2 separate regions of the Homo sapiens genome follow, and region 2 is linked to region 1. A link is a contact called in ENCODE Hi-C or POLR2A ChIA-PET data. All regions are on one chromosome and are shown on one strand. The core of a region is the stretch at or near the end of the contact, and the rest is flanking DNA. Distances in the headings are between cores, read along the strand shown. Region 1 holds the start of SEMA5B (semaphorin 5B). Region 2 overlaps SEMA5B (semaphorin 5B).

Region 1 (3,011 bases), core at 235-2,734:
CGCCCTCCCGGCTCCTGCTGCTCTCACCCCGCCCCTCTGCAGAAAGCCTGGGCAGGATCGCAGGGGTGCGGGCAGAATCCAGCGCTCCTCTCTCCCCATCCAGACTCTCGGCCCACTCCCGCCTGGCGCGGCGGGCAGTCGGAACTACCCAAAGACTGGGCTCGAGGTGGGGGGCGGGGGCGGGGAGGAGGGGGCCAGAACGGCGCTGCAGGTGATCCTCCTCCTTGTTTAAAGTTTGCGGTGGGCAAAGGAGTCGGCTCCGTTGGGCCGGGTTTTCTCGAGCCTCGCCTTCTTCCTCCGCCGGTCCGGCGACCACTTCCCTCTTGGCTCCCGCCCCGCGCGGGTCCCCGATCCCCTCTCCCGTCTGCATCCCTCTCTGTGCCCGAGCGCCCCCCGCTCCCTCCCTCCTCGCTGGATCTCCCGCAGGACGTGAGCGGAAAGTGAATGGGCAGCCCCAACCACAAAGACAAATTACCATGAGAAACATAAATCGGGAAATCGCCGCTCGCGTCCCTGCTTCCAGCTGCCGCACCCCTCTCCACCCTCCCAGCCGGGAGTGCGGGGCCCTGAGCCACTGCCCCTGGAGCCTGGTGGGCAGAGTTCACGCTCCGCAGGCCTGGTCAGGGCAAGAGTGTCCTGGAGGCGGGTCTGGGAAGAATCCGGGCGGCGGCTCCGCAGGCGGCGGCGGTGGAGCAGGGACGTCCCTGAGCGGGAGATTTCACACTCTGGGCGGGCCACGCGTTCCCACGCGCCTCGCCGCCCGCACTCTCCCTCAGTGCTGTTTACTAGCCGGCCCTCTCTGAGCCTCCATCTCCGCACCTCTGTCCCTCCGTCCCTCAGCCTCACTCGTCCGTCTCCTTCTCCAGGCCTGGGTCCCGGGTCCCCATCGCCGCTGCAGCCCAGATGCGCCGACCACAGCCCTGGCAGGGCCCAGTGCAACCCGGACCCAAGCTGGCTGGCGGCGGGAACGCAGCAGCGATGAGGGCTCTCAAGCCGAGGTGGCAGCGGGAGGCGCGGAAGCCAGGGGACCCCCTGTCCTCCCGCCCGCAGCCTCACCTACCTGGCTTCAACTTGCCAGAGCCCGGACCCCTACCTCTCTACCCCGATACCCACCCGAGTTGCTGAAGTTTGCAAGTTGCAGCCCCAACCCGCGCAGGGGAAGCGCCCGGGGCTCCCGGGACTCACCTCCCAGAGGCGGGTGCAGGTGCCCGGTTCCCCGCGGCTCCCGACTCCCGGGCGGCGCGGAGCGGCGGGAGCTAACCAGATGGGCTGGCGGCCGGTCTGGGAATGGGGCGGCCGCGCAGGAACGGCCTCCAGCTCTCAGCGCTCCGGTGCAGTCCCCACCCGGGCCCGCGCCCGCTGCGCTCGGGCTCCCAGCAGCCGCTGGATGCGCTGCCGACCCGCCCGGCTCGGCGGAGCTGGGCTCTGGCACCAACCCCCGCGCTCCAACTAGCTCCCGACCCGGCGCTCGGAGAGAGCAGGGAGGAGGAGACCGCGGGAGCAGAAGGAGGGAGGGGGCGGTGGGGGAGGAGTTGCAAGCAAAGGGAGAGAAGGAGGGGAGCGGGAGCGAAAAAGAGGAGGGGGCTGGAGCAGACCTGCCGCGGCGGGCGCTGCACCCGCCAGCCTCGAGGCGCGCGGAGGAGCGCGAGGGGGCGCCCTGCATCCCGCGGCTGCTCGGCCGACTCCCGCCCCGGGCCTGCCGAGTGTGGTGACCAGCCCGGTGGGCCGAAGCCCCTTCCCCGGCCGGCATTCCGGCGGCAAGACCTAGGACTCCGAGCACTTGCCGCCGTTTGCCACATCCCGCCTTGCCGTTCTCGGTCACCCCATCTCGAATGTGACATCCCCGAGGGCCATCGGCGCGGCCTGCCCACCCCAACACTCAGGGCCTGAGGAAGCTCCCCCAAACCCCACTCCGGACTCCCACATTCCCCAGCCCCGTCAGTTCGGAACGATCTTCCTGCCTGTGGATTTGAAGGGGAAGGGACCTCGTGTAAAACGGGGGAGAGCCGTTATAACCTGCAGCGGCAGAGAGGGAGGCTAGGCTGCTGGGCTGGGCTGGAAAGCCAGAACTGGCCGGATTAGGGTTAACCTTGCAAACTGTACGATACCGAGCGAACCTCTCCAAGCCTCAGTTTCCTCAGCTGTAAACTGGGGTTAGTAATACGCACCCTACAGAATTGTGAAGAACGAGTAGGGGATACGGGGAGTAAAATAACATCAGGAACAGTGGGAGGGCAGCCAAGAGATGAGCGATCCGGGGAGGTGGTGGAGCGTTCTCAGCTGAGGACGGAAGGTTTAGCGCAATCACAAGGAGCGAGGCCGAATTGTTTACAAGTTTAAGTGATCTAGTGTTTCTGATGGCTAGAAGGCGGGAGAGAAAGATTCAAGGGGCAAGCTTCAAATCCTAGCTGCCCGGGCTGCAAGAGGGATGGGAAGGGAGCCCTCTGCTGAACAAAAAATATATTTGAAAATGTAAAAAAAGGTGACCTAAGAACGAGTGAGAAAGACAAAGGATTTGAAAAATTAAAACCAGGAAAGTGTGATTCTAAGAGATAACCAAAGAGAACTATGAAATAAAAATAGATAAGTTGGAGGAAGGAAAATATCAAAAGACTTTCTAGAGTATGCCAAAAATTGGATAATTAGAACAAAGTCTGAGTGAAGCATTTTACATAATAAAATTCTGGGTAAAGGAAAACCCAGATAAAGCAGAAGAATTGAGACACTAAGAGCCCCAGAGAAGCACCTCCTGCCTGCCATCCTCCTACCCCTGGACCATGGCAAGAAGCAGTTTGACAGGATAATGGGAAAGAAAGGGTGGTTCTGAATCCAAGAAGGGAGTTTATGAGACACTGTAAAAAGAGAAACAGTGCAAGATCTCAAAGATAGACTTTCTAGGGCAACAGAAATGCTGAAACTCATAATGTGCAGAATGGAGAGAAACTTGCAAAGGGAAAACACGCTCTGGACACAAAGGCAGAGATGCAGAGAAGAAAAGAAAGGAAACGGGC
Region 2 (3,011 bases), core at 301-2,800, 45 kb before region 1:
GTGATGCTGAGGTAGGGGACTGGGCACCCCACTTTGGGAGGACTTCCGTCCCAGGGCTGCTCCATGTTCCACAAGGGAAAGACGTGACCCCAGCCTTGGTTCATGTGTGGCCAGGCGAATTTGACAGCTTCCTGGGAAAACCAACAGGTAGGGCCCCATTGGGAAATAAGGTCACTACATCCCTGAGAGCATGTCTGGCCTATGAGAGTCAGATCTAACTTCCTACACTCACTTCCTACTCTCTTTCCCATGGAGGTCCCCATTCTCTTCTCAACGAACTCCTGAACAGCACACCGAGGACAAAGCAGCATGCTGGAGGCAGAATGAGACAAGAACACTGAGGCTGTCACACAGGCAGAGCTTGAACCAAGCCATGAGAGAGGCACACAGGCACTGTTTTTTGAGCAGAGAAAGAACACTTTTGGAGCAGGGAAGGCTTCTCCGCTTCTCAGAGGAGGTGGCACTTGAGATAGACAGAATCCTGACAGTAGATAGAAGCAGAAGGGGGTCTCATTCCAGAAACAGGTGATGTGGGTTTGGGAGGCAACCAGGATCTGGTGTGACACGGATGGATGGAGTCTCTGAGTCGGAAGTCTGGGTATAATTCCAAGTGCTTTGCGTTTGGCCATGTTACCATGGCAGGTCATCAGCCCCTGCAGGCTGTGAGCCTCAAGTCAGGGCTGGAGTGACAGGAGCAGAGGCTGGGACCGTACAGTGGAGGGCTTTGGCTGCACTTAATTTAGAGAGAGGTTGGGAGCCATGCAATGCTTTAGAGCAGAGACCCACACTCCTTTTAGCCACAGGTAGGACAAGGGTGGAGGGTCGAGTCTCTTGACTTCTCATGTCCCATGAGCAGCAGCTGGTTGGCCTGACACCTCCAAACCCTTCCTCATTTCCCATGTGGAGGATTTCCTCTAGTGAGGGCATAGTCTCCGGAAGAGGGTTTCCTCTGGCTCCTGAGAGGACTGACAGCCCCCTCCCAGCACTGGTTCACAAAATCAGGAAATGTGGATGCTAAATAATTCATAAACACATTAAATAAGATTGGCTCTAGCCTTGATCCCTGGGGAGCTCACTGTTAATACTTCCCTCATTTAATATCAGCCTGAGCCAGACATTATTAGGAAGGGAAATCTTCTCTCTCTTTTAAAAAATCATGTAGCTTAAATGGTTTGGGATTGTTTGCTACTTTGCATGATTTCTGCCACCGCTCCCGCCCATTACGGGGATAATTAAGAATTGACTACGGTTGGCAAAAAGCATTCAACAGCCAACTTTTTATTTGGTTTTTTCAAGTGCCCCAGCCCTCCTCCTGTTTCCCCACCAACCCTGGTCTTCCCTTTCTAGTCCCTGCAGCCATGCAGCCCAGATCCCTTCATGCACCACCCCCCACCCCCCAGGTCTGCTGCCTGTAAACACACTTAGAGTCCCATGGAAACCACACACTGAATGGAGAAAAAGCAGGGAGACCATTCACTCTCCTCTTATTCTACTGCCCCATTTCCTCCAGGCACCTTGCCTGATGTCCCTCGGGCCTAGGGCCAGAGTGTATTTGTTCGGCTGCCCTGGTCACCCGGGAATGGGGTGGGCTCAGTTCCCAGGCCTGTCCACCAGCTGGTCATTCTCTCTTTCGAGAGTCACTCTCTCCGACCGGCTGAGGCAGGATTAAAGACTTCAGGAGGAAGAGCGTGCCTCTGATCACAGAAGGAAGGGTTAGAGACACCAGGCCGACCCCAGCTGGCCAGGCAGGGCGGCTGCGGGATGAAGTGATCACTGGTGTCCATTCCCCCAACCCCACCTGCAGCACTCCTCAACCTCCTGCTGGTCAGAAGAGGCAAGGGGCATGTGGCCAGTCAATTTTGAGGGGCAGCTCCAGGCATTGGGGTGATCTTCAAGGCTCGTCTCCTTTATTTCCCTGCCTCCAACCAGAAGTACATCTAAGTCATCTCAAGGATTTTTTTGGGGGGGTTTTGTTTCATTTTTTTTCTCTGTCCTCATGTCACTTATTTCTAGTATTCTAAAATCCTGAACAATCTTTTTGCAGTCTAACTTAATTTTTTTCTCCTGCAGGTTCAATGCATTATGGGTTGTTCTGAGCTCAGGAAGCTGGAGCCTCACCTTGTGCACAATAAATCATCCGCGGGGCGGGGACGGGGCGGGGTGGTAAAAAAAACCTATAAAGACACACGAGAAAGCCAAGCTACTTTTGGGGGAGCACAGAGAAGCTTCTAGAATGGCTGACAGAGTCCTATTACTTGACTTGGGTGATGATGTAAAGAGCTGGCGCCTGTAGTCCCAGCTACTCGGGAGGCTGAGGCAGGAGAATGGCGTGAACCCGGGAGGCGGAGCTTGCAGTGAACCAAGATCACGCCACTGCACTCCAGCCTGGGCGACAGAGCGAGACTCGTCTCAAAAAAAAAAAAAAAAAAAAAAAAAAAAAAAAAAAAGGTAGATTGGAGGCTACTGATGTTTACCAAATTGAATTTAAGAGTCGGGCAGGACCTGCTTGACCAGGGCCAGTTCACCTGAGCCTGGCATTCAGTAACTGCTCACTAATGTTAGTGTTGTGATTATCTTACCCCTGCTGTGGAAGCAGAGGGAAAGGGAGTGGTAAGGGACAGGGTAAGGGGTAGGGAAAAGAGGAGGAAGGAGAAAGAAGCAAGGGCAGGTCATTCCGAGAGTTTGGCTCTTAGGAAATTCATCATACGCTTCATCATTGGTCCTACGTGCAGAGGAGTAAAGAAATAAACAGCTATCAGGCCGCCTTTGCCTTCCTACAACGTTTTGCTATGGCGGGCTTGCCCATAATTCTCCGAGTAACCTTCCTTCTTCTCTTCTCCTTCACTGTCTCCCGCCCCCCGCCGTGGCCCTGTAGGCTCATTCACATAGGGCCATAGGGCCATCCCTCAGGGATTGGAAGCTGGAGGCGGGCTCTGAAGGTCCAGCGGGAACTCTCCCCTCAGGTCTGTCTGCCTCACCTCCCCAATCCCACAGCTAATGAAGAAGCCTGG

Evidence for each region. A loop is a pair of places that touch in the nucleus more often than their neighbours do. ChIA-PET counts read pairs that join two places held with the same protein, here RNA polymerase II (POLR2A). Pooled maps may share reads with other maps.
Region 2: a loop to region 1 is called in a map of Right ventricle myocardium inferior, with 2.8 times the contacts of the local background. The contact joins the enhancer-like site here to the promoter of SEMA5B in region 1. A Hi-C loop is called at or near these places in 8 of 168 maps with a recorded cell type or tissue (Right ventricle myocardium inferior, ascending aorta, cardiac septum and 4 more), 1 of 37 single-sample maps with no recorded cell type and 10 of 50 pooled maps. POLR2A ChIA-PET finds 5 or more read pairs at or near these places in 5 of 52 experiments (H1, HEK293, HEK293T and 1 more).

Annotation. Positions count from the first base shown.
Region 1 is chr3:123,026,279-123,029,289 of GRCh38, forward strand. It overlaps SEMA5B (semaphorin 5B), which reads right to left and starts at 1,485. Exons shown (of 23, transcript NM_001031702.4): 1 at 1,186-1,485. RefSeq lists an enhancer at 2,089-2,596.
Region 2 is chr3:122,981,306-122,984,316 of GRCh38, forward strand. The region is part of intron 1 of SEMA5B (semaphorin 5B); the gene reads right to left. Among named protein-coding and RNA genes, the nearest start is that of SEMA5B, 45 kb to the right of the region's middle. RefSeq lists an enhancer at 1,621-2,121. Within about 2 kb of position 1,551, at least 2 of the 41 ENCODE cell types and tissues checked have a DNase peak (open chromatin) inside an H3K27ac peak, as active enhancers do.